Linked DNA regions of Mus musculus: region 2 is linked to region 1. Evidence: chromatin loops called from intact Hi-C (ENCODE). Cell type or tissue: left cerebral cortex. All regions are shown on one strand.

Region 1 (2,500 bases):
GGCCTCTGACACCTACCCTACTGCACATCACTGATGTAAGTTTGCAGTTTCCCCTCATGATGACGTGGTAGGCTGCCGCCTGTACCCAATGCCTGCACAGTAGAGCTGGGCTAGCAGAGCAAGCCTGTAACCTCAGCTACAGGAGGGTGAGACAGAAGATTACAAACTCAGGTCTTGCCTGGGCTGGGGGTGTGGCTCAGTGGTAGAGCACTTCCCCAGCATGCCGGAAGCCCTGCGGCCTATATAACTAACGCAGCAGACACACACCCAAAATAAAAGGAAAAAGAAAAAAAGAAAAAGACTACTCTTCGATTTTAAAAAGCATGGTGCTGCTCTATGGTGTGAGTATCGAGGGGTCCCCAGACAAGAGGCTGGGTTTGGGGCATACAGAGAACTTCCTGGAGGGTGAATTTCATGTATGCAACTTGAAGGTCTATAGCCACTCTTCTGTGGGGACCACAGTGGCTTGAGCGATGGGTTCCTGTGCAGAGCTAAAAACAGCACCACAGCTTCAAAGATGCTGTGTCGGCACAACTCAGAGGCGGAGTCACTGTGTTCCAGAAAGTGGGTCAGTGATTCAAACGGTGACTGAGGAGAAGAGGCCACGAAGGAAAAAAAGCTGACCACAAAGGGGGCAAGTGGAACATTTTTTTCCACCTTCAGATATTTTACAAAAATGTACGTGTGGGGGCTGGAGGGATGGCTCAGCAGTTAAGAGTGTTGGATGCTCTCCCAGAAGACCCCGGGTTGGGACCCAGCGCCCACATGGCAGCACACATCTGTTAAAGCCTCTCTTGGCTACTGTGGGCACTGCATACACATAGGTCATGGACATACAAGCAGGAAGAACATCCATAAACATGAAATAAAAATAAATCTCCCTTTAAAGTTTATGTGTGGAGCCAGTGAGATGCTCAGGTAAAGGCCACCAAGCCTGATGACCTGAGCTCCATCCCTGAGACCCACACGATGGAAAGGAAGGACTGACTCCTGCACCTTGTCCTCTGACTTCCAAACTTCAGGCTGGTCTCAGCCCCATCTGACACCCTAGGTCTATGACTCATCGTCCCTCTTGTTCTTGTCACACACATGAATTGGCACCAGGAGGGCAGCGGTGTCTGCTTGGCTCACTGGTAGGGCCTGGTACTTGGGTGGACACCTGTTGTCATAGAGGCCAGCAAACAAGGGTGCAGGAGGGACATGCAACAACAAGCAGGAAGTATGGGGCTTCAAGGAAGCTGTTAGTATCAGGCCTGAGCCTCTTTCTGTGAATGAGGCTGACTCTGAGCTTGGGCGGTGCCTGGAAGGACTAAGCTGTCTCTTCCCCAGCTGGGGCCTCCAGCCATCTGGACCCAAAAGTTTGAACCCATCCTCCCCCTGGTGGCCATTTCTGACATTGCAAGAGCTTCAAACCTATTTGTATTCAAGCATTAACTCTTCTGTACAATTTGGAGTTCTCTCTTTTTCCTTTCTAACTTTTTCTTCTTGGGCAGGGCGGGGGAGGGGGCGGGGGGCGGGGGAGATTGTTTGCTATGGAGCCAGTCTGACCTTAAATCCACTATTAGCCCAGGCTGGCCTTGAACTCATGACCAGCTCCTTCCTCGGCTTCCCAAGCACTGGGATAACAAGTGTGTAATGTAATGGCCACTTTGTATTCTGAGACAATTTTTTAGCACACATGTATACACAGAGCAGTCTGAACTTCAACACATCCACAAAACGCACAGAGACACATAGAAGCCAGCAGCCTGAACATCCGTCTGAACCTCAGTGTGGCCACAGTGTCCCATTAGCCACCGTATCCAAGGCCAGGCTCAGAAGTGTATGAATAAGAAGCCCACCTTCCTTACGATACAGTGTCACTTTCCTGATTTGGAGTGGCTGTGGTATGGACGGTGTCCCCTCAGATACAGAGGCCTTTTGCAGTAAGTCTGGGATGTCCTGTCACCTGTCACCTCACAGCAGACTTGAGAGGGCTTGAAGCTGTTCTGACTTCTTTATATTTAAACATTCTTCTATTAGTTTATATTGTAATTAATCGACTAATCAATTAATTTAGAGATACAGTCTCACATCCTGAAGGTTGGCCTTAAACTCATTTTGTAGCCAATGATAACCTTTCTTTGGTTTTTGTTGTTGTTTGGGTTTTTTTTTTTTTGGTCTTTCAAGACAGGGTTTCTCTGTGTAGCCCTGGCTCTTCTAGAACTTTCTATGTAGACCAGGCTGACCTCAAACTCACAGAGATCTGCATGCATCTGCCTTTTGAGTACTGGAATTAAAGGCATATGCCACTACCATCCAGCAACCTTGAATTTCTGACCTTTCTCCTGATTCCAATGAGTACCAATCTATCCTGTTTCCGTCCCCTATTTTACAAAGGGGAAACTGAGGCCAAGAGGAAGTGGCCCATTGTAGGTCATTCACTATAATTAGCTGAGCCCTGGTCCTGTGCCTGCCTGTGTTAGCCCAGCTCTGACCGAGTGTTCCAAGACCCATCTGG
Region 2 (2,500 bases), 260 kb before region 1:
TGAGGAAGGGTGGCCCAGCCCCATGGGACCTGAGCCAGGGGCCCGAGGGACCTCGCATGGCTCCAGCATCCTTCATGCCCTCCCGGACCCACAGGAATCCATCAGTGACTTCTACTGGTATTACTCGGGCAAGGATGTCATCGAGGAACAGGGAAAGAGAAACTTCTCCAAAGCCATGTCGGTAGCTAAACAAGTGTTCAACAGCCTCACCGAGTACATCCAGGTAGGGTCCGCACTCGGGGACCTGCGGAGGCGGAGCTGCCGGCATCCAGCGCTCCTGCTGAGGCTTCAGGCCACCCTTTGTTCCCCAGGGACCCTGCACCGGAAACCAGCAGAGTCTGGCGCACAGTCGCCTCTGGGATGCCGTGGTGGGCTTCCTGCACGTGTTCGCGCACATGATGATGAAGCTGGCTCAGGTTTGAGTTCGTCTGAGAACAGCTCTTTCCCTCCAGCCATCCCCTAGAATCCCCTGATCGGCCCCTGTCCCACTGGTCGGTCCCCTAGTGCTCTGCGCATGCTCCAGACAGGTTCGCTCCCTATGGCCCAAACCCCTTCTGAATTGGTCGTCTGCATGCTTTTTCCTCTTTCCCACTAAACTGCTCATTTCCCACCTATACTTCCACCGGTTTGACTTTGGAGCCCATCCCTCCCGTCCAGAACTCTTCTAGGACAGGTTCATACCATTTTCCTTCTAATGAGGTCATCCCAGATTCTTCCAGCTCTGGGGAATAGGATGGGACTATGTTGCTAGGTTAGGACCTGGGGCTGAAGCGTTCCTTCTTTTACCCTGCCTGCGGCAGAAGACTCCCGTGCCAAGTACCCATGATGTAAGGATCCTGCTCCCAGAATACTTGCCTTGCTCCTCTACAGCTTCGTGAATGCCTCGCGCACACCTCATCCATTTTGTGCTTCTGCTTGGTCGCCTTAGTCAAAGCTTCCATGTACAGTTATGCGAGTTTGTGCTCCGCGGGCAACCACGTGGCGCTAGACACAACCTAACCATTGCAAATATATTGGTGCAGTACAATAACTGTCCGGCAGGTGGCAGACAAGTATTCCATATAATTTCCCACAAAGCAGTGTCTTAAGAAAGCAGAGACCTCCTAATTTGTCCAGAGTGCCATCTGACTATGAAAGGAATTGAACTGAAATTTTTCAGTTTCTCAGTACAGTTGGCCGTGTGATGTTGCTGTAAACTTTAAATATTGGTGGAAACACACTTTCAAGTATTATGATAATTCATCAGCCGTACTCCAGACACACGTGATAAGGGATATTCAATACAAGGAGCTGGAAGTGTGACTCAGTCGTAGAACACCTGCCTAGAATCATTTAGTTAGGGCCTGAGAAAAAATGGTGCTAGGCTTCTCTTCACCACACTAGCAGCTCCAGGCTGTGTGAAACAGGTCTTTCCTAAAAGTTTTAAATAAAAGATCCAAGATTCTCTAACTGCTATCTTGGGTCATGTGCTTGCCAGTGGTCTCAGCCCTAGGGAAGAAAGGTTGGCCAGACCCACTGATGTATTCATTCCTAGAGCCATGAGTTAGCCCCATGAGCTCTGAAAGAATTATAACTCACCCCCTCAACTGTGACATCTAAGACAGGCTCGTGGGAAGGCACAGAGCCCAGGCCCACTTAACCTAGAGATACTTGCTTCCTAGTTTGTTGAGGCCTTGGGTCAGAATACCAAACTTTGAAACCATGGGTTGCATTAGGGTCAGAATGAGCGGCTCACAGTGCAACCAGGTAGCACAGCTCATGTGTAAGTCATGAATGGCATGTGCATGTGACTCAGTATAGTACAGATGCCACCACGGGGGACTTTGACAGAGGTTTCTGTGAGCTCCCACATTGGACACTGCGGTCAGGCATGTACTATGTTCTTAGGCTCCCCCAAATGGCATACCAGAACTTGCACAGCTGTCCACCTCACCTGCAGCCTTTCCTCTTGCACCTCCTCACGGTCCCACCCACCCATCACAGTTAGCTCTGGCATGGCCAACCGCCCCATAGACCAGGCACCAGGCTGGAATGTTATCCTCCTAAGATTTGAGTCTCTGTCCACAGTATCTGTCCCTGTCTGTCTGTCTGTCTGTCTTGCTCCGTCCTGAATGTCTGCTCTCCAAGACTCACGGCTTCCTGATCTGCCAGCCTCATACCCCACACACATTTGCCCCTGGGTGCCAACCCCACCCCACAATCTTGTCTCTCTGCCCTTCCTCTGCTTTCCGAGGAACATGTTTGGACGCGGGTTCCCTCAGAGGTAAGAGAAAGGAGGAAGAGGACTTAGGCCCCACTGGATAGGTGAGGGAGCCGGAAACCAATGGAAGGCATGCTGCAGGGGGCAGCCTCTCACATCTCTGTATGCCCTACAGGACTCCAGCCAGATAGAGCTGCTGAAGGAGCTGCTGGACCTACAGAAGGACATGGTGGTGATGCTGCTGTCCCTCCTGGAAGGTGAGCACTGGAGGCGGGGTAGGGACCGGGGTGGGGTGCAGGC

The links. Peaks named below come from ENCODE experiments on the same cell type or tissue, not always from the same donor. Only the 100,000 strongest peaks of a DNase experiment are listed, where the experiment ranks them.
Region 2: it touches region 1 in a loop (5-fold over the local background); 17 of 42 quality-filtered maps call a loop at or near these places.

What each region holds. Positions count from the first base shown.
Region 1 is chr7:28,779,079-28,781,578 of GRCm38, reverse strand. All of the region lies in intron 8 of Sirt2 (sirtuin 2), which reads right to left. Gm19897 (predicted gene, 19897) reads left to right here and starts at 65. Exons shown (of 4, transcript NR_040339.1): 1 at 65-341. In left cerebral cortex, a CTCF peak has its summit at 1,367 (motif pointing left); DNase peaks (open chromatin) are centred at 163, 492 and 1,343; H3K27ac peaks cover 1,256 bases.
Region 2 is chr7:29,038,304-29,040,803 of GRCm38, reverse strand. It overlaps Ryr1 (ryanodine receptor 1, skeletal muscle), which reads left to right. Exons shown (of 106, transcript NM_009109.2): 86 at 95-223; 87 at 312-416; 88 at 2,376-2,457. Among named protein-coding and RNA genes, the nearest start is that of Gm38979, 10 kb to the right of the region's middle. In left cerebral cortex, a CTCF peak has its summit at 1,031 (motif pointing right); a DNase peak (open chromatin) is centred at 1,023; H3K4me3 peaks cover 538 bases.